Linked DNA regions of Homo sapiens: region 2 is linked to region 1. The links are chromatin loops, found by intact Hi-C in ENCODE. Cell type or tissue: gastrocnemius medialis. All regions are shown on one strand. Links, peaks and the distances in the headings refer to the core of each region. The heading gives the core; the rest is flanking DNA.

Evidence for each region. A loop is a pair of places that touch in the nucleus more often than their neighbours do. Peaks named below come from ENCODE experiments on the same cell type or tissue, not always from the same donor. Only the 100,000 strongest peaks of a DNase experiment are listed, where the experiment ranks them.
Region 2: it touches region 1 in a loop (4-fold over the local background); 64 of 110 quality-filtered maps call a loop at or near these places.

Annotation. Positions count from the first base shown.
Region 1 is chr2:31,329,534-31,340,744 of GRCh38, reverse strand. XDH (xanthine dehydrogenase) reads left to right here. Exons shown (of 36, transcript NM_000379.4): 34 at 1,068-1,256; 35 at 2,928-3,104; 36 at 4,737-6,424. The coding sequence ends at 4,787. Among named protein-coding and RNA genes, the nearest start is that of XDH, 80 kb to the left of the region's middle. In gastrocnemius medialis, for the core only: a CTCF peak has its summit at 6,968 (motif pointing right); a DNase peak (open chromatin) is centred at 6,984; H3K27ac peaks cover 1,367 bases.
Region 2 is chr2:31,164,365-31,175,575 of GRCh38, reverse strand. CAPN14 (calpain 14) reads left to right here. Exons shown (of 22, transcript NM_001145122.2): 22 at 869-2,520. The coding sequence ends at 895. Among named protein-coding and RNA genes, the nearest start is that of GALNT14, 32 kb to the right of the region's middle. In gastrocnemius medialis, for the core only: CTCF peaks have their summits at 5,093 and 5,296; a DNase peak (open chromatin) is centred at 5,315.

The DNA of each region.
Region 1 (11,211 bases), core at 2,035-10,034:
TAATCCCAGCACTCTGGGAGGCCGAGGCAGGCAGATCACCTGAGATCAGGAGTTCGAGACCAGCTTGGACAACATGGCGAAACTCCGTCTCTATTAAAAATACAAAAATTAGCTGGGTGTGGTGGCATGCACCTGTAATCCCAGCTACTCAGGAGGCTGAGGTAGGAGAATTGCTTGAACCTGGGAGGTGGAGTTTGCAGGGAGCCAAGATCCCACCACTGTACTCCAGCCTGGGCGATAGAGCAAGACTCAGTCTCAAAAAAATAAATAAAATAAAATAAAGAATAGGTGAGATAGGAAAAAACAGAGGAGGAATCAAGAATTCAAGACTGAGCATCTGGTAGAAAATACAAATTGTACTTCTAAAAAATGGACAACTACTGAGTATACGAAAATCTGGCCATTAGTCAATCTGTTCATTAATTCATTGAACAACCATTTATGGTCCCCTACTGTGGCCAGGCACCAAGCCAGTACTGCAGACCCAAAGATGATTGCCAGTCGGTTTCTTTTCTGAATGCTCGTTGAGGTATGGTAGTGCCCCATGTCACGCTTCTGAGCAGGGGGCTGAGAGAGCAGATGTGTGGGCCTGTCTATCATGGCAGTTACCCTAGGAGAGACCTGTAAGCTGAACTGCAGTGGGGGCACTTTCTCCCAGAGGACAGGCAGGGGTGGGCGTTCAAAAAGGCTGGAGGTAAGTCTCAAAGAATCTACTATCGAATAAATCCTCCTGTGAGCTTGCTTCTTAGCTTTGGCTCACCATTTCCCCAGTAGCAACATGGAAGGAACATCTCCATCTGCACTGCGGCAGGTTGTAGTGGGAAACATGCCCACCTAGAATCACTGACCTTCCGTGTTAATGTCTTTGCTCTGCCTGAGCCAAAGCCTGGCAGAAGTCCGGATGGGTTATCCCAGGGCTGAGGCGGGAGCCAGGTAAGCAATAGAGGGCAGTTTTAGCTACATTCCAGGCCGCGCTGCAGTTGGCGCTTTGTGTCCATTGTGGCAAGTGGTATCTGTCCTCAGGGAAGAAGGTGGCAGGCTAACTGTGCTCTCCATCCATCCTGCAGGTGGAAGGGGCATTTGTCCAGGGCCTTGGCCTCTTCACCCTAGAGGAGCTACACTATTCCCCCGAGGGGAGCCTGCACACCCGTGGCCCTAGCACCTACAAGATCCCGGCATTTGGCAGCATCCCCATTGAGTTCAGGGTGTCCCTGCTCCGCGACTGCCCCAACAAGAAGGCCATCTATGCATCGAAGGTACCATTGCTCTGGCTCTGTGCTGTCTCTTCTGATCTGCCCTGGGGGAGGCCCCAGCGGGTGATGAGAGGCCTCAGTGACCCACCTGGTGGGACTTCAAAGGGCATATCTTGAGGAGGGAAGATGGTTTGACACTGACCTTGGTAGGGGCAGTGGGATAGTTGGGCAGTCCTGCTTGAGAACCAGTTAAATTGGGTTGAGGAGAGCACCTTAGTATGGTCTGAAGCCCACTTCTTTGGGTGAATTTAGAGGGATTCCTTCATCAAATCTTCTCATTTAAATCCTGGCCCACACCCATATCTCAGGCGTACGTCACTGGTGCTTGATCCTAAGAGATGATTTTACAGGTACAGCATTAGTATGGTCCAATGACAATCAGCACATTCACTGCCAATGGGATAGCACCTTTGTACACACCCTTTTACCTCCTTCAGTTGCCAATACTCGACCTTAAGACTTGATCAGGCTGGGTGCGGTGGCTCATGCCTGTAATCCTAGCACTTTGGGAGGCCTAGGTGGGTGGATTGCCTGAGCTCAGAAGTTCGAGACCAGCCTGGGCAACATGGCAAAACCCCATCTCTACTAAAAATAAAAAAAATTAGCTGGGCATGGTGGGACATGCCTGTAATCCCAGCTACTCAGGAGGCTTAGGCACGAGAATCTTTTGAACCTGGGAGGCAGAGGCTGCAGTGAGCCGTGACTGGACCATTGCACCCCAGCCTGGGCGACAGAGCGAGACTCTGTCTCAAAAAAAAAAAAAAAAAAAAAAAAAAAGACTTGGTCAGATGCCTGGAGGATTGTGTCTTCTATTTCTTCCTTATCTGCAGTAAGTATGAAAAAATGGTTGAAAATTGATTTAGCTGATGCATATAATCCTAGTTTGAAGAAGGAAGGCAACTAATCCTTGGTAACCAAAGAAACATCCATTTGCTCATCTCGTGGTTTACTTTACCATAGTGGGTGGGGAAGCTGGGACATATTGTGACCCTTGCCATTGACTGTCATACTTTACCATGCTTGGGAATTACTGAGGCCCATGATAAAAATGTGCCTTTCTGGGGCCCACGCCTAGAAATTTTGCTCCAATAGGTGTGGCTTAGGGCCCTGGAACATGCATTTTCAGCAAGTATCTTTAGTGATTCTGATATAGGTGGTCTCTGATCTATACTTTGAGGGGGAGAAAAACCAACCTATGCTAGAAAATGTTTTAATTCCTGTTTGTTCTTATGCCTATAATTCCTGCGGATGCTGTAATATGACTATGGTGCCTGTAAATGTTGGTGTCAGAGTTGCAGGTAGACTCTTCCCCTCGGCTAGTGACTGAGGAAAAGGTTAAAACTCACGTCAGATTTTGTGGTCTGTAAAATACAATTACCGAGTATAACTTTAAATGGTACATTATATGTGCATGATGTCATCAGAGAAAATTACATGAGTGTTCAAAGAAATATGTCCATGCGGTCCAGTCATGTACTAGCTTGATTGTTCTTAGCCCCTGATCATTTCTGACTGTGCCTTCCTGCTGTATTTGGTGTGGCTCCCATCAGTGCTTTCCTGGTGCCACCAGCCCTCCTCGTGCAGAGTTTGCTGCCTGGCCTCCTAGGTCCACTTGATGATGTGGAGGCAGGACCACCTGCCTGAGCCCCTGCCCTGTGCCCTGTCTGTGTTCAGGCTGTTGGAGAGCCGCCCCTCTTCCTGGCTGCTTCTATCTTCTTTGCCATCAAAGATGCCATCCGTGCAGCTCGAGCTCAGCACACAGGTAATAACGTGAAGGAACTCTTCCGGCTAGACAGCCCTGCCACCCCGGAGAAGATCCGCAATGCCTGCGTGGACAAGTTCACCACCCTGGTATGATGCCCCTCAAGCATCCACTCAGTCCAGGGGAGGCCAGGGATAGGCTGGCAAACTGCAGGGAAGGTTCTGCACAGAGGAGAGGTGTTGGGCTCTCTCCTAACCGGGCAGCCTTGCATCAATGGCCACCCTTCATTGTGCATGGTATGAAGCACACACTCGAACTTGCAAGAGAATAATGAGAAACCTCCTTAAAGCTATAGCTTGTAGCTGGGCCTCCTTAGAGATGGGAGGAATGTGTGGTGCACAGTCATAACTCACAGATTTTATTATTTTCCATCTAGATAAGGATGATGGATGAAACTCCAGAGAGCCTAATCTTTAGTATGAGTCAGTCGCTAGCATTTTTTTTTTTAATTTATGTTAAGGACACTGTATGAATATTGGGGGGATGGAGGGAAAAAGAGGAAATAATTAATTAGATCAACCACATTTGTCCTGTGATGATCATGTGCCATTCTGATACTGGGGACACATAGATGTCCTTGAGGACTTTGCAACCTTGGGAAACCAGATGATTCCATTATAGGGTGATTGATTACTGCCTTGGAGGTGTATGTGGCAGAAAGTAGTAGAAGAATTCCGTAGTCATTGGAATCACTTTAAGAAGCACCTATGTGATACTTGTAGTTGGCAATGCCTAACAAAAGAAGACTTTGCTAGGACGGTTGCTTCCGCTTTGGGGATCTCAGAACCAGCCCAGCCTCTGAGTGGTGCTGAAGTGGGCTCTGTACAGTGGCTTTAATTGCCTTTGCAACTGCAACCTGTGTGGAGTTAGCAGGACTGGGTTCTTCCTGATACTCAGGTGGGGCTTTCTCTTTTTAAAATTCGATATGCTTTTTGGATTTATAGGTAAAGTGGGTACATGTGGTCCCAAGTGGGGAGGGCACAGAGGAACCCCAGGGGCAGACAAATCCACCATCCGCAGACCTCAACACAGTGGGTGAAGGAGGCATATGGGTCCCCATTCAGGTCTTCCTTGGGTCTACCAAGAGCTTTAGCTATGGAGTGAGAACTACACAGACCGTGTGGCACTCCCAGGCAGTAAAGATGCCCACATCTGTGCAGCAACCTACCCACAGCCCAGAACCTTCCCACTATGGCTCCCAATGCTGACAATCACCCAAACCCATTTCCCTGAGAGGAGTGGGTGGCATGGCTCCCAATAAGCTGCCACAGTTTGCAAGGCGAGCTCTTTGCCAACAGTCTGATGCAGAACTCAGTCATTTTCGTAAGCTCTCTGTGGCCCCAGACCTGAAACAAAGATCCGTTTCTATGTTACAACATACCAGCGATTTAAAAATTCTTGCCATGGATTTGCATGAGCAGCTGATTCTATGAACTTTTTAAGGACTGTGAGTTTCAAAAGGGATCACATCTGTATTGTTTGTCACCATATCTCCAAAACCTAATAGAACGCCTGCCATGTGGAAAGTGCTCAGTGAAAATAAATGAATGGCTTAGGAAATTAAGGAGTCCTGCCCTGAGGCATTCTCAACAGCTAGGCCTGCAGAGTGGTGCTTGGCCTTGGAATGATGGTTGGCAGTGGTGGGAGGTGAGGTATGCAAGAGAGTGGGAGGAGCATGATCAGCAGACCCTGGCAATGAGAACACTATCATTCCTTCCTAGTGTGTCACTGGTGTCCCAGAAAACTGCAAACCCTGGTCTGTGAGGGTCTAAAGAGAGAGTCCTCAGCAGAGTCTTCTTGTGCTGCCTTTGGGCTTCCATGGAGCAGGAGGAACATACCACAGAACATGGATCTATTAAAGTCACAGAATGACAGACCTGTGATTTGTCAAGATGGGATTTGGAAGACAAGTGAATGCAATGGAAGATTTTGATCAAAAATGTAATTTGTAAACACAATGATAAGCAAATTCAAAACTGTTATGCCTAAATGGTGAATATGCAATTAGGATCATTTTCTGTCTGTTTTAATCATGTATCTGGAATAGGGTCGGGAAGGGTTTGTGCTATTCCCCACTTACTGGACAGCCTGTATAACCTCAAGTTCTGATGGTGTCTGTCCTTTGAAGAGGATTCCCACAAACCTCTAGAAGCTTAAACCGAAGTTACTTTAAATCGTGTGCCTTCCTGTGAAAGCCTGGCCTTCAAACCAATGAACAGCAAAGCATAACCTTGAATCTATACTCAAATTTTGCAATGAGGCAGTGGGGTAAGGTTAAATCCTCTAACCATCTTTGAATCATTGGAAAGAATAAAGAATGAAACAAATTCAAGGTTAATTGGATCTGATTTTGTGAAGCTGCATAAAGCAAGATTACTCTATAATACAAAAATCCAACCAACTCAATTATTGAGCACGTACAATGTTCTAGATTTCTTTCCCTTCCTCTTTGAAGAGAATATTTGTATTCCAAATACTCTTTGAGTATTTACAAAAAAGATTATGTTTAATCTTTACATTTGAAGCCAAAGTAATTTCCACCTAGAAATGATGCTATCAGTCCTGGCATGGTGGCTCACCCCTATAATCCCAGCACTTTGGGAGGCTAAGGCAGGAGAATTGCTTGAGCCCAGCAGTTTGAGACCAGCCTGGGCAACATAGAGAGCTCCTGTCTTTAAAAAAAATTTTTTTAATTAGTTGGTCTTGATAGTGCATGCCTGTAGTCCCAACTACTTGAAAGGCTGAGGTGGAGAGATCATTTGAGCTCAGGAGGTTGAGGCTGCAGTGAGCTATGATTGCGCCACTGCACTCCTGCCTGAGCGACTGAGCAAGATCTTGTCTCTGAAGAAAAAAAAAGAAATAAAAATGCTGCTATCAAAATCAAGCCCAACCAGAGGTAGAAGAGCCAAGAAGCCTGGGTTCTCATCCTAGCTCTGTCTCTTCTGTCTCTATCTTTGTGATCTTGGACTGTCAATTCCCCTTCCTGTGATCCATTTTACTGCAAACATAAGGGTTGCAGTAAAGGGTTGTCTCACGTCTTCTGCTTTAAAAGCCTATAAATATATGACCTGAAAACTCCAGTTACATAAAGGATCTGCAGCTATCTAAGGCTTGGTTTTCTTACTGTCATATGATACCTGGGTCTAATGAACTCTGCTGAGATCACCTCAAGTTTCTGCGGTTGGTAAAGAGAACAAGGGAAGAACAAACATCCCTTTTATTGCTCCAAATGGTGATTTAATCCCTACATGGTGCTGGGTGGACAATGTGTCACTGTCACATGCCTTCACTGTATAAATCCAACCTTCTGCCAGAGAGAATCTGTGGTTCTGGCCATGGAGGGAGGATAGTGGAAATGATATAGTTGGACTGGTGCTTGATGTCACTAATAAATGAAACTGTCAGCTGGTTGGCGTGTGAAAAATGCTTATTAATTATCATCACACCAAATGCTAGTATCTTCAGTATCTTGGCCAGCCTTCATTTCTTGAAAACACACACACACACACACACACACACTTTCTTACAAAAATCCCTCTCCAGAGTATCCTAGATATGCTGGCTGTTGTACAGCATGGTCAAGGTAGAAGAGCTTTAAAAACTAAACGAGTGTTTACACTGAGATCCAGGTCCATTTCAGATGATTTTCTGGGATGTTCTGGGACAGGGCCTGAGACCTGTCACTTGTTTTTAGTGAAGCTCTTGGGGTGAAGCAGTGACACAGAATTCCCTTGTGTGCTTAGGTACCAAGGTGAGAGTAGAGTGGTCATGAAAATCCAACAAGAAAGTGCTTTGTGAACTAGAAATCACTGTGCTATTCAGAGGCATCGTCCGTCTGAGACACCTTGCCTTGCCCTGTTGTCTTAAAGTGCTTCCAGTCTATACAGTGAGATGTCTTGGTCTTTTTTGGTGTTGCACAAGGAATGCAGTCAACACTGCCTGCGGTATCGCCTGGAACCTGCAGAGGGCAGTAGAAGATTGAACAAGGGGCAATATTGTCCAGGTGGCCCAGCAGCATCGCATTTGTTAACCATTAGGTACTGATTTAGGTAGGATCTCTGCATAGACCAGATGTCCTCGGAGGCTTCCCCAAGAGCTGAATTCAAAGCTGACTTAGGGTTTTAGAATGACAAAAGTCTCAAAGGAGCTCTCCAAAGACATGGGTCAGCCGTGGGAGTCTGAGCTCCAGATGAATGGCTAGCAAGGGGAAGGCAATTCTTATTTTCAGAGTATCTGCAACTTGCCAGGTGACAAGGTGAATGCTTTACCTACAGGGTCTCATTTAATCCTCCCAGTGGTTTTACGAGGTAGGTCCTTTAACCCCTATAACCACATGAAGGAGAAGCCCTACCCCTGACCATGCTGAGGGCTTACTCAGAGACATTTACTCCTAAGTGCCCACCACAACCAGCGGGCAGCTCCCTTACAGGCCAGGAAACCTGGTGTGTATTGGGAGTCACCTGCCTGTCAGAGTGGACAGTTGCTAGCCAGGCTCACGGAGGTGGATGGAGGCACCAGGATGCCCACCGTTTCATTTATAGGCAGGCTGAGGATTCTCTTGCTGGCACGGCCAGGGTACTGAGTTGTCATCAGGGCAGCTGATGAGACTCCCCTTACTCCAGAGCTAGGTGGCTGGGAGGCTGGGACAGGAGGGCAGGACAGAGGTTGTAGGAGGAACTCTGGGCAAGGGATAAGGACAGAAATAGTCTTAGCTGATTGATTTATGACTGAGAACATCCCCGAACCCATGGTATTTTTATCTTTTGCGGAGGGGGAGCCTGGAAACCTGTCCATTTGCTGCCTATTTTGGATCGTGGGACAAGATGATTCCTGACATACAGCTTCCTTAAACATGAGGTCACCCTGGTGCCCCCCAGGCCCAGGAGCCTGCCCTTTTGTTTTGTTTCTATCCTGAACTGGGGGAGTACGTGTTCCTAAGGCAGGAGACAGATCCTGTGACAATCTTGTCACCTGAAACAAATCAACCTATTGATGGAAGTGGAAATGTCAGGCACTGCCCAAAGGGATTCTGGCGTCATCTCTGTCCTTGAACTGTCCTGCTCTGGCTTGCACAACCCCCCAGGCCACCTCAGCATCCCAGAACTGGAAAGACCATCAAGTTCAATCTCTCTATTTTAGAGAGGAGAAACATAAGCCCACAGAGAGAAACTGACTCGCTCAGGGTCCTACGGCCCTTTAGTAGCACAGTCAGACTGACAGCAAGGCTGCCTGGTTCCTGGTCCAGGCTTTTTAAAACTTAACCATACACCACTAGTCAACTGAGCCTTCTATTAGGAAACCTGTGGGTCAGGGAGCTGGGGTATATGACAGAAATCTAGTTACACTGAATGGGAAGAAGACAGAGCAAGCTTGAGGCCCAAGATAAACACTGGTGAGGAGGGTAATATGCCTGTATGCCTATATATGCCTATCTGCCTGTGCTCCTGTCACAGGATGCTAAAATGGGATTCTTTCCGCAGCCCCACAGATGGGAAACAAAACAATGAGTGCAAAAACATCCCCTCATTTCAAAGAGAGATGCTGAATCTAAATCATCTGTGCAAGACTTGCGGAGAGATGGCTGGAAACTAATTTTGCCACCATTAACTCCTCATCTACCTCAAGAGTTTAAAAGATTGAAGTACAGAATTTGAGAGATTGGGAAGAGAGGTTTCCTTTGGAGGTAGCAAACCATGCATTCTCCCTGCCAAACAGGAGAGAGTGTGTGTGTGCATGTGTGTGTGAGAAAAGGGGGGTCTCGTGGTAAATGAGATCTGCTTGGGAAGCTGTGGTTGGATTAGACTGAGGCATTAAGGTAGTGAGAGGAAGGGGATGAGAGCCACAGGGCAAGGATACCAGTGTGGCCACACTGGAGGGATCCACCACCCAGGAGGACTTCCTGAAGGGTGTCATGGAACCCCAACAAACAACGGGACCATCTGATGCCCCAGGATCAAAATAGCCTCGGGCTGGCTTGTTCCAGTGTGGCCCATGAGGAGTGCCCACACATCCTTGCCCTGGATCCTTTGTTCCAGTTTAAATTTCCCCCTCTCCCCACACCTTTCAGTAGGGAAGAAGGTGAGCCCAAGAGTGAGACCCTTTTCTTTGAGCCCTGAGTGTTAGTGGGAGGGAGCTTAGGAATGGATACACAGGCTGCAAACATTGCACTGATGAGCCCGTGCATCAGCCCTGGGAGCATAGAGTCTGAGTGGCATGTCATTTGCTCCCCTCCTCCTATCTTTCCGTCTCCATCACATCCTGGCAGATTTGATCCCCTGTTCAGCCAATTGCCCTTATCTGTGGGCTGACAACAAAGTCGTTCTGGTCCATGCATGTGCTCTCTGTTCTTCCTCTCACTAGATGGAGTATTCCCAGGGGTCCTCGTGGTGGCTGACGTTCTTGTGGGACACTCACTACCTTTCCTTGCTTCCCACCGAGGCTAGACTGAGCACCCGCCCCAGGGTGGTGACACACAGCATGCCTCTGCCCACTCTTGGGTGTTAGGAGCTGAGCATAAAAGCACGTGTGGAGTGCTCAAGCTCCTCTGCTTCTCCTCTGCTTCCCTCTTCCCTCTTGGGCAGGTTGCTTAGCTCCTCTGACCTCAATCTGTTCATCTGTAAAATAGGTGTGGATAATCATATCCACCTCACTGGGCTGTTGTGAAGATTGAAAGAATCAGTGGGGTTAAAAGCACTTTTTGGAGTACAGAGTTGTTGTCATTTGCAGGCCTTTGACCATGCCTTAAAAGGGGAAGAGCACCGGGAAATCATGAGTAAGCTTTCCAAAACTTGGATGGAAGGGAAGATGCAGGAATGCATCTCGACCATAATGAGGTGTAGGGTGATGGGTACATGGATTAGCTGTGATCTTAGGCCAGGTAAGAGAAGCTCACCTGCTCCTTTTGGCACAAATGATTGATTAGCATGTCTCAGCTTCTCACGTGAATGTGATTTTCCCAGCACGTTGGGCTGGGTAGGAGGGCCGGCTCTCAGCTCCCTATAGCTGACTAAGTGGCACAGGTGAGATGGAATGAAGAGCTCGTCAGCCTCACCTGGCTATCTTCACAAGCCTTTATCAGAAGTGCAGAAGTCACTCTCTTCTGTTATTCTTGCTGTTTAGTTTTGTCTGACAATGACAACAACTGGCATTTGTATAGCAATTTGAAAGGCACTCCCCGTTGCAATGCTTTCTGTAACTCTTGCGATAAACCTATGAGGTGTGTATTACAATCATACCCACTTTACAAACAAAGAAACTGAGGCTCGGGGAGAAGATGATGGTGCAGACAAGAGCACTACCTGTGAAATCAACTGATGTGTTTCAGTCTTTGTCTCCCACTTAGCTGCTGTGTGATCTCGGGCAAATTGCTGAAATCTTTACATTTCTACTTCCTTGTCTGTGAATGAGATCATGGTGGTACTTTCATGGGGTTGTGGAGAGGATGGCATCCAAAAATGCAGGGAAAGCACAAAACCTAGTGCCTGGCAAGGAAGCTTCTACTCTTATACAGCGAGAGTACACCTGAGGAGTGTTAACTAATAAGAAAACCAACACTGCACAGCCGCAAACAAAAGAGAAGATGTTTTAACTGGGGTCTTGGGAATTGTAATGAGCAAGCAGCTAAATTGTGTCCCATCCAGGTGAGGTTGGGTAGGGGCTTATAAAGGTTTACTGTAAGTTTACCTATCTGGAAGGTTCTAGCAGAGTCTTTAATTGATGATGGCTGGTCACAGCTTAGGATGTGTCTGATGATCAATCCAGTTTGGCATAGCTGTTTCTCCAGGAGGTTAATGATCAGGTCCAATAGAAACAGCTGAGATCAAATGCAGCTGGTTTTACAATTTGGCCCAGTTTAATAGATCAGATTCCATCTGGGTGTGTACGTGACTGGGGTCCAACTCCTCATGCCTTCCTGGCTTTTTTGATACTTCTGACATAACCATCTCCATTTGGATTTTCTTTCTGACAGCAATGACTTTAACCTAAGACTCCAGATGCCAAAGCTTGAGCTCTTTCAATGGGGTGGTGCTGGCTCTTAATTTTTTGCATTACACACTTCAGTTGGCTTCTAGCCCTGGAGAGAACACACACACACTCACACACCCATCACAACCATCTCTCTACCTGTTCACTCTCTTCCATCCCTCCATCTTGGTCTCAGAATCCAGGGGAAAGGACATGCCTGGCTCATTGTCA
Region 2 (11,211 bases), core at 1,742-9,741, 160 kb after region 1:
CTGATCCCAGGCAATCCTTCCACAGTGGCTGGCTCAGGTCTAGGAGAATAGGACAACACAAATGTGGCACCTGAAATAGGACAGCCCAAAACTGAGCAGGGTCCAGTGGGCAAAGAGCTATCACAGGAAGAGAACTGCACTGGGGTCTGAGAACTGGGTTGAAGCCACAACACTTCTTGTAATTAGCTGTGGGGCCTTAGGCAAATTACATTAAATCTCTGGGCCTCAGCTGCCCCACAGGTGAAATGAGTGGAACTAGATGGTCTCTGAGATTGCCTCCAGCTCTGACCATCTGTGGCTCAGTGAGGATCAGGACCACCCAAGGTCTGCAGGGAATGGCAGCCACCTTGTTGGATTTCACGCTGAGGCTTTCTCTGACACCATTGGTAACTTCACTATTCTCAGCTTTATCATTCTGAGGGATTGGCCTGGGGAGTGGTTTCCCCAGAGGTCCCCTCTATATGAGTTAGAGGGGTTGTTCATCAAACCCACATAAAGCTGTCAGACCAAGGGCCCCATAAATGTAAACGTGTAGAATATGCTTTAATGGATTTCTGCTACCCTGCCAGTTTGCACACCTGCACAGAGCTGGCACAAGCATGCCAAATTGAATTCATGGGAAAAAAATTCATTGAGAACTGAATACAGAATCAGCCTGTATTTGACTGTCATCATTCATAGGCACCGTGAGAAGTCAAGGTTGATTATATTTCAAGTTGATTTATACTTCCTAATGGATGATATGCTCCCTCTGGCTAAACCATCCATTAATGTTCTGTCTCCATGGCTCCCCAGGAGTGTGGGATGGGGAGGCCCAGATGAGACGTGGGTCTGAACTGACCATCATTTGCTTTCCCAACATGTCCAGTGGATGATGATGGCACTGTACTCCTGAGAAGGCTGAGTCTCACCTGCCCTCACTGAAGACTCTGCATGTGGCCCAAGAGCAGCCTTTGGCTGAGACCAACCCATGCCCACCCTACTTACTGATCTTCAGGACAGCCTCACTAGCCGTCACCTTCTCAGCTGGGAAGGTTTCTCTTCTGCAGCCCTCCCCGTGCATGGCCAGCATGCAGAAAGGGAAGGGAGGAAGTAAAGATTACATCAGATTTGTAAAAGCTAGCCATCCTTCCCTGAGGCCACAACCTTGTCACAAGCGGAGATGTTACCTGACATGGCCTAAGCATTCTGACTCCAGAGCTGGTGTGGTTAGCCTCCATACAACACTGCCTCTGTGGCTGCAAACTCAAGTGACTTTAGACATGCCACATGTTCTCACATGGTGGGGTAATCATCTAGGTTTTAAGGTCTGAAATGGGAATGATATATCCTTAGACATTTAGTCCCAGCATCTGCAAATTGATAGAGACATAGGCTAAGTTTCAGCTGTTTGGGGATGGGGTCAGGGATATAGTGGGCTTTCAGAAACACAGACAGTAAGAGAATTGGCAGAGTCCAGGTGGGGTGGGCTGGCTCTGGCATCTGAGGTCATGGGGTAGTCTTCTTCTGACAATATCTCCGTATGATTGGATCTGGGGCAACCTAGTAGATTTAAAACACCTGAGTTCTCAAAGGGCTTCCTGCTTGTGACAGGTGTGTCTATTTGCTTGATATATAGACTATCAGATCCATTTCAAATCTGTCCAGAAATTCTCTGTCTATCTACTTCAAAGGACAAAAACAAACCCATGCTAAATTATAGAGTCAATCAGTGGGTGGTTGGTATATCTGATTTTTTGAACTACCATGAAACACCTTGTTTATGTCATCCCTCTCAACCAAGAATACAGGTGCAAAACCAGAACAATGGCCTTTTTCCAAAGTCTATGCAATTTATTCATAAGTTAGCACCTCAGAGCCATTTATTACTACAGGTTGAGCATCCCAAATCTGAAAACCCCAAATCTGAAATACTCCAAAATCTAAAATTTCTGAGAGTAGACATGAAACTCAAAGGAAATAGGGGCATTTTGGATTTTGAATTTTTGGGTTTGAGGTGTTCAACTGACAAGTCTATAATGCAGATATCCTGAAATCTGAAACACTTCTGGTCCCAAGCATTTTAGTTAAGAGATAGTCAACCTGTATTCTATTTAATCTTAATTTACAAACAATTCTAACAAACATGGCTGTTTGATTTCCAACTCCATAGCAGACTCAGGAAGGAAGCTGAATGAAGAGATAAAAGTGTGTCCATTGGCAGAGGACTAAAGGAGATTTGAGCACCTGTCAGATGGGTACTGTACCAGAAGAAAGGAGCACTTTGAAAGCGTAGCTTATGGGGTAGGAAAGTATTTTATTTAGGAAAAAAAACCCTTCATTTATTCCAAATGATAAAATGTAAAATGGGTTTCCATAAAGTGCCAGATACATGAGATGTTGTTGATTTTATAAATGATGATCATGTATTTACAGCCTTTTACAGTTTTTTATATCCATTGACTTATTTGTGTCTTTGTCTTTAAAATCTGCCATTGCAAATAGCTGTTTTAATAAACCAATTTTGCCTTGGCCCCTGAAGGCAGTTTTGGAGATATTTTTGGGTGATGGGAGGGTGACACCATGATCCTACTCATGACATTTAGACTATAGTGTGCTGGCTGTGTTGGTGCAGATAGATCTATCTCCACATTGATTAAGCCTGAGAGCCCCTCTGGTGACTTCTCAGTGGGTGGTTTGAGTGGTCCTACATCACTCAGGTGCTAGCCTCACTCTCCTGAGTCTAGGTATCTGCACTGTGGCAACTCAAAGATGACCTGTCTTTGCTGACACCCTTCCTCCAGATTCTCTCCTATACCCCCAAAGCTGAGTACTGAAGACCAGGGGGCAGAGCAATCTCCCCACTCCCACCACGCTTCCCCATCTTCTGTCACTCCAGGGGAAGCAGGGGCGGGAAAATAGAGATCTGGGGCAGGAGAAACTGGGCAAGCACCAGGGTGAAGTCAGCTGAAGGGCTGAGAGTTGACCATCAGCAGTTCTGGAATATCGAAAGCAGAAAGTCTGCCATGAATAAGAAAAAGTGGAAAGTGCAGCCAAGGAGGAGTGAGAAATCACCTGCCAGTGCCAAGGAGGGTGAGGTCAAGGAATCCAGAGGTTGGGTTGTCAAGTCCAGCCCACGCAGGGAAAGCATATCAAAGTGAGGCCTGTTCCAGGCTGTCACAATCTCAGGAAAACAGGACTCTACCTGAACAAGAGGAGATGAAAATACCTACCATTTATTTATCCCTGGTCTTGTTTCTTCTTTCATGTTTTGTATAAAACTTCAGTTATCCAAAGAGAACCTTCTAGATTGCAGATGTGGCCTGGAGCAAGGCACTTCCTGGCTGACTGTAAATAGCACTGTTTTCCTGCCATTGCTGTATTGAGTTAGAGAAATGATTTTGGCTTCCAGGATTTTGAACCTGATGTTTCCCCAATGAAGTATATGTATTTAGATTTATAATGAAGGAAAGGAGGAAATGAGTGTTGTGGGTGATGAGTAGGTAAAAGCGGGCATCATGGAGAAGCAGGCTGTGTATCAAGCTCTCAGGATCTCTGCAAAGATGGTCCTTTGGGGTCACTGGTCTCAGGTCCTGGGTTACCATCTTTTCTCCAGTGTCCTGAGGACAGAGAGGCTACCAAATCCAACAGAAATGAAAGAGAAGAGAGGTGAGAAGATGCACTCTAGCTGTGTGACATTGGACCTCAGTTTATTCATTTGTAAAATGGAGCCCAAATGCCTCCATTCCTGGGTCATTGTGAAGATTAGATAATGCCAGCAGGCTGTAGGCACCCAATGAATGAAGCTCCAATTTTTCCCCTGAGGTAGAACAAGTAATTTCTACAGCTACTATTACTTATTTTTATTTTGGTTTTTAGAGGACATAGTGAAACACCCATGGTTTTATGCTCTATTTCTCTTTTCCTCATCTTCTTCCACATCCTCTTTCTGAATGTATCAAACTACTTCCTTGAAGTGGGGCACCAGGAGGGCCACTCCAGTCTCCAATGCAGGGACTCAGGGGCAGGGATCTCTGAGAAAGTGGCCATCTCGTTATTAAAGCTCTGTCCTCTGCTTCCCTCTCACCTCAGAAGCAGCCCGTTTATTCAACAGAGCTCCAGGTTGCCAGCTAGGGGTTTTCGGGACCATAGACCAAGCAACCCCGAGAGACTGAGTACTGACCTGCAGTTGTTCCAGAAACTCTGCTGGGAATTAGGTTGTGACCTAGAAGTGAACTGACACTAACAGTGAGAAGGCAGGGTAAGAATGCAGTCTAGAGCGCAACCTTTCTCCACTAGACTTGTAAGTAATTTAAGTGAATCCTGTCCCCCTGGGGTTCTATCCTGGCTGGCTCTGCTGGTGAACTTGACTGGCCAGCATAGGGCACTTGATGAGACCCTGGAATGCTGAGGCCAGTTGGGCAGCAAGCTTTCACCTCATCCTTCTGCCCATCTATCCAGCCATTCAAACATTCATTCGCCTGAAGACATTTATCAAGCTCCTGCAATGGGTCAGGCATCTGCTAGGCACTGGGGACACAGAGCTCACAGTCTCCTGGAGGGGGTGAGAGATGACTGACAGGTGGTCTGTGGTGCAGTGTGACCTGGGAATGCACACAGTACTGTGGAAACACGGGAGAGGCATCTAGCACAACCTGAGAGGGCCAGGGGAGGCTTCCTGGCAGGTTTCCCTTTAACCATCTTAAGGGAAAGAGGCACTAGGTAGGAAAATAAAGGGACAGTGGTGTCCCAGACAGAGGGCACTCTACATGGAAAAAAAAAAAAAAAAGAAGACACTAAAGCAAGGGATGAAATGGAGTGCTTGGAACACAGCAAGAGATTCAGAGAAGCCAGAACTTATCTCTGTTGCAAGAAAACCAAGGCTGCTGGGGCAGGCAAGGGCTGATCCCTGCAGGATCTGCCATGGAGTCTGGGTCCTTTCTTGAGAGGCTGAGCCATCATCCAAGAAGTCTAAGCCTGGTCATGAGATGCCCAATCCTTTCCTCTACACCAGAAAGGCTAGGAAGTTAACAGAGTACAGGGGGAGGGAGGTTCAATTCCCTACATTGGCCCTTAGTTCAGGGGACCTTGATCAAATAGCTTAACCTTTTTGAATCTCTACAGCTTCATCAGTCACATGGTGATGACAATATCGACCTCATAGGGCTCTAATGCAGGCTAGATGAAGTAACATATGTGAGCATTTATGGCATTTGGCAGTGCACTTAAAAACGGTGAACTCCACAGACTTCTTTGTGGGGAGGGCACCTTCCTTCCCACTTTTGTGGTATGTGCAGTGGCTTATGTCAACGCTAGGTGGTGCACGATCCCCACACCAGGACATCTTCCAGCTACAGGACCACAGATGACAGTTTCAGCACAAGCTCTTCTGGGAAACCCTGGCTAATGGAATACCTTGCCAGCCAGACTCAGCCCAAAAGGCCAGCTTCAGCCTCACATGGATTCACTTGTCTCTCCTTGTCTCTTTTTTCTGACTAGTGTTTAATTTATGTACTGTACTCTATTTTATATATTGCATTTGTTTCTGAAATTTCTTTCATTTACTTAAGTGCTCAGCTGAAGTGCATCTCCTTGAGGGATATAGCGGCACCCAGCCCATACATCCTGGCATCACAGCACCTGGTTTAGCACATAGCTCATGTTTAATATTTACCAATTTAATGAATGAATGACTTTAAAGTAATTCAGGTGAATCCTGTCATTTAAAAAGTCAGTCTCTACTCAAGTTGCTAACTGAAAATATCAATATATAAGGTTTGCCTAAAGAGACATGTGACTTCTCACTAAAGGGTCCCTCTCTGGTGGCCTAAAGTTTAGAGTCATTCTGATGCCAAATGGCAGGTCCTGACTGAAGAGGCAGTTCAAACCATCACAGATGCCCTCTGAACACGTTCTTCATATCCCGAAATTCAAGATACTAGGGCATCACTTTCTTTTACCCATTCAGAATTCCTTCTCCTGGGAGGATCAACCATTGGGTCAAGTTCCTGAACCTTTTGCTTTCAGGTCGCAAATCACAGAGTGAGTGGTGGGAGGTGGGTGGTCCTGGGCCAGACCCAGGCTCGGGAGAGGCCTGGTATTTAAGCCCCATGCTGGCTCCTGTCTTTATCTTCCATTTTAAGCCTGGGCTTGCATGGTTTCTCCCACTTGCAGAAGAAAATTATGCCAGAAGCCGCATAGCTCAAGACAGGTAGGGTGGGGTGTTGGAAAGGGCAGGCCTCACCTTGACGAGGGGTCTGGGTATTTTTGGTTCTTAAAAGCCATCCATGGAGGCTTCAACAAGTTCCCTAACTTCTGAATTCATCTATTTTAAAAAGCAATTGTGTGCTATTAGAGGGGGTTGGACTGTATAACTTCTAAATCTGCATCTGCCTGGAGATAGCAAATTTGCCAAGAGCACAGGCTGGCCTTTACAAAGGTGCCCGCCTAAGTCCAGCTGTGTCAGTTACCTTTGGCGAGTCGCCACTGTTTGACTCTGTGGTCCAGAGGCCCCTGTGAGGATCTCGTGCCACCACACACATAAGCTGATTGGCATCATGCCGGGCTTCAATGTGTGGTTCACTGTTACCCTTCACAGCCATGTTAACTGCACAGGAGAGTCCCACCTCCACTCTCCAATGGTCTGGGAGGACCTTTCTTCAATAGGGGAGAAGCCAAGTGGTTTCTGAACCAGAGAAAACCGGGCGCTACCATCCTCTGGTGCCTGAAATCCGAGCTTCAGCTCTGCTTGGAAACATCTATTTGAGGACTTTTGGACAAAGGAATCATTTCCCAGAAGGGATCTCTTGGCCAGATGAAATAATTAAAGTGATCCTTGTTTTTAGTTTGACTTCCACTAGCCTCACATGAAGTCTCACCTGAGGGGGAGCCTCACCAAGTGTGATGTTCCTGTCATCCAGCTATCGAGACCCCTTGGGTCATTGGCAGCAACAGCAAGAGGCAGCTCTGCAGAAGCTGTGCAGCCAGCAGCAGCAGCAGCACACACACAAGCAGCCCTGGTGGCCCAGGCTGCGGGACCCCAGGCCAGCCCCCTCCACTCCTTCACCCTTAGTATCACACACCGTTGGAGAAGTGGGCCCACGTCAGGCCCTGCGGAAGGCTGCCTGGTGCACAAACGCTTACTCCTCTTTCAAGTGGCTTTGGGTTCCTTGGTTGCAGCTTTGCTGGTTGACTCATACAGAACATTCTTTCCCTGGTCCTTGGCTTCCTTGACAAGGGAGGACTCAGAGATTGTTAGAGTGCCCTTAGCATGGGGTTTAATGCTGAGAGGACTATGGTGTTCTCAGGGTGCAGATGCTCTTCTGCTCAAACTGCTGCCCTTCTGCCTAAGCAGATAAGCTTCTGGAGGGACTGAGCTGCAAGGAAGCCTCCTGTGGACTCCCATTGTGGAATAAAGACCATGCAGTGAGGTCTGCAGGCATTGACTGGAATAGGCCCTGTGAGATTGCTGCTCAGGCCTGCTTATTGCTGCAGCTCCTTTCTCTGGGATGTATGTGTGTGTGTGTGTGAGCCTGTGTGTGTGTGTGTGTGTGTGTGTGTGTGTGTGTCTTATACCCAGGGTACCAGAAGTGATAGCTTCTTCAGATCAGACTGTACAAGGCTCAGGAGTCAGAAGAGTTGGGGGTCCTTAAGGGAGTGAAAATAACCCAGGGGTGGGCTGGTAAAACTGGAAATACACTTGACCAGGGGCGAGAGGACTGGGATGCACGTCCTCTCTGCCACCAAATGGATGTGTGCTTGTGGCCTGTGGAAAGTCATTTAACCTCTGAGCCTTAGTGTGCTCATCTTCTGAATTGGGATGTTAACTCCTGCCTCGTGGGACGGTGGCAAAGATGAAATAAGATTGTGAATGTGAAAGACCTTTGCAGACTGCAAAGTGGAGTTCAGAATTGGGGGTTACTATTCTAGTAAACAGACCTGGTGTAATGTGCACTGGCTGGGCTTGGAATGTTGGATTCTGATCTAGTAAATAAAAAAAAAAAAAACAAATCAGGAGGATAATTGAAACTAATAGTAGAAGCAAATGGCTTGTGAGCCATGTTAGGCATAGATAAAGGACGTGATGTGTATGTGTGTATGCACAGATAGGAAGGGATGAAGGAGCTGAGTGGGCACTGAATATTCATGACACACACTAAATATACATGAGGTACATGAAGCACCAAGTGTTCAGGTTACATCAACCACACGCGAGACCCATGAGGCACTCAATATTCAGTGAGCCACCCATTGGCAATGCCATGAGCCCCTAGAAATACAGATAAACACCCATGGCTTTCAGCAGATAAATTGATAAGCTACATCTGTGGCCAGTCGTACTTGTCCCATGTCTCTCTGATGGGATTGGGCCCCAGGCACCATCTGTCTTTTGTGCCCCTTGCTCAGACCTCAGCTCTGGTATTTGTAATCACACCATGAGCAGGAAGTGCTGGTGGAGTTCAGGACATGTAAGCATGGCATGACTCAGGGTGACATATGTTTTCCTTCTGTCCTCTCTTACAATGTTCTAAGTGTGTTGTCCCACCCTGTCCCTCTCCCCTTGCTTCTTGCTGTATGTTTTAAATTGACCTATCACCTATGTGATCTCAGCCCCTTTGGTCTCTGAGCCCATCTGTTTGGTCACCAGAACAGCTAGTTGGTAGTAGACATGGAGGATACCATTATTGCAAGGTCACTTCCCCCCATGACACTTGGGGCCAGAACCTGGGAGCTGGAGCTCAGGGCAGTAGAGCTGTTTACTTCCAATTGTCTGGCTTGGCTTCTGAGATGTGAGTGTTGTGTCTATAGGTGTGTGAGGGTGCAGGGGGAGGGAGTCCCTGCTGGTTCCTCTGATAAGGCCTATTAGTCCCCCTTCCCACCAGCCCTCATCACAGTGGACCATCCCTGAGAGAGAACGCTGAGCAATGCCTACGACCACATGCCAAGGACAGCTTCCCAGTGACCCTGGATTTCCCTCCCTAGTCCTAAAAGGACAGAAAGTGAAGTAATTTTAGCAACCACCTGGCAGACCCTCATGCCCTCCTGGCCAGCCTGACCTATGTTCCAAGAACATCACCCTCCTGTAGCTCCTCCAAATGTCATCCATGAGAAGCCACCTGTTAGAGTCCAGCCTCAGTCACTTATTGGCTGTGTGACTTAAGCAGGTCGCCTAAACATTTTGTGCCTTGGTTTCTTCATTAGTATTAATGACATTTAGCCAGCCTTCAGTAACAGCAGACATGCATTGAACAACTTCAAGCACAGATAAGACAAGTAGTCCTTTATTTTTTTATTTGTGTACTTTTTTCTTTAAAAAATATAGGCACAGAGGCACTGAGCTAGATCCTAGCATAGAGATGAAAATTCAGTTCCTGTCTTTAATGAGACGGCAGTCTGGTTGCTCAGTTCATGGTGTGAGGAATACACCTGGGGTGCTCAGATCAACCTCAGAGTCCTGGAAGAGTTCCCAGAGGATGTGGTGCTGGACCTGAAAGCTTAGCCGTACCCAGGGAAAGGAGGATGCTCTAGAGAGGAGGAGCAGCATGGGAAAGGGACAGAGCATTACACCAGAACTCATCAGGAGAGTAATAAGTGGTTGTAAGACAAGTAGTTGTAACAGGACATAGGGCATTTTGGAGAAATCGAGCTGGTAGTTTAGCAAAAGAAATGTTGGCCCAAGTAGAAATGGGAAGAAGTTCAGAGAATGTATTAATAAGTGACCTACTCTAGTTGCAGTGACAGGTCCTCATGACCTACTCTTCCTGGGCTTTCTCTGGTTTCTTAGAACCCCAGAAGGCCCTGGGAGGTTTCTTTCCAATGAAGTCTGCCATCAATCCCCATCCTCATGGCTGCACCATCCCACCTCATGCCATCAGAGACCCAGATGAAGCCCAGGTTGAGAGTGTGGTGGGGAGAGGGGCAGCTTGCAGTGTCGAGGCCGGCCAAGTTATCTCACTCCAGCCATTCAACCTCAGGAAGGACCTGAGAGCAGTAGGGGAAGAAAGAAGAAGCTTAGCCAATTTCAGAGCTACTATTCAGCTTTGGTTTTATCCCACGCAGCTGGGAAGGCATTTTTTTCCCCATTCATCTTGTGAGAAGAAATGGGCACAAGAGATACATCCCAAGAAGCAAATGGGGTCTTCGGTGTATGAGACAAGGTGTTCTCCACCCAGGTTCACACTATGCAAGAACAGGCCCTTGGTCAGGGGCTTTAAAAATCTCTTTTTTGCTACCACAGAATCTTAATGAACATTCAGGGCACTGCTGGACACAGGGCAGGGACGGCCTGGAGGCTCCTTGTAGAGGAAACCATCTTATTGGTAGATGGTAGATCTCCTTGTAGAGGAAACCATCTTACCAACCTGGTCCAGTCAGAAGAGAGAAACCACACAGGAAGTTGAACAAGGAAGTTTAATATAAAGACTTTAAAATTACACGGAGCATTGGAGTAATTGAGGGATTAGATAGTAAAATGTAAGGGGGATACTAAACAATACAATAGCAGATATGGGGCATCCACTACCCTACAGCTGAGATAGAGTGACCAGGAAAGAGGTCTCTGCCCTTTACTTAGAGCTGATCCAGACTTGACTGCAGATGGCAGGGGTGTGGCTCATGGAATGGCAGGGAAGCCACTGTGGTGCTATGCTGCAGAACTTGCTGGAAATCTGTCCCCTAGGTGCTGAGGATAGCTGTTCCTGGGAGGGTTCTCAACAGAGGCACTCTGTTACAAAATTGCTCACTTTATGTGTAATTTCCTCACAACAAAATATTGAAAAGACATGTATTCAGGGGTTGAGATTTAATAAAAGTAATCATTTTTACTGCATCATTGAAGACATTCTGAAATGAAATTGGCTTTTTTTTTTTTTTTTTTGCTGCAAGTGAGTGGTGGTAGAGAACACAATGACTAGTATGGTGTGGTTCCACTGCCTCGATTTGCACACCTTCAGCATAAATGCCAACAAACAAGAATGGAAAATAACAGCTTAGTACTATTACTAAAATGGTTTTGACCTCACAGGCCCCCAAAAGGATCCTGGAATATCAGGTCCAAAAACCACCTGTGGAGAACTGCTAAGCTAAATGACTTGCCCAAGCTCCTAGACTGGGAAGTGATGGAGTCAGAACTCAAACATGGGACTCCTAGCTTCGAACCGTGTGATTTTTCCACAAAACCTGTTGGGGTCCTCAATAAATCACATATCTCTTCCTGTGAGTGTGTGGTGGTAA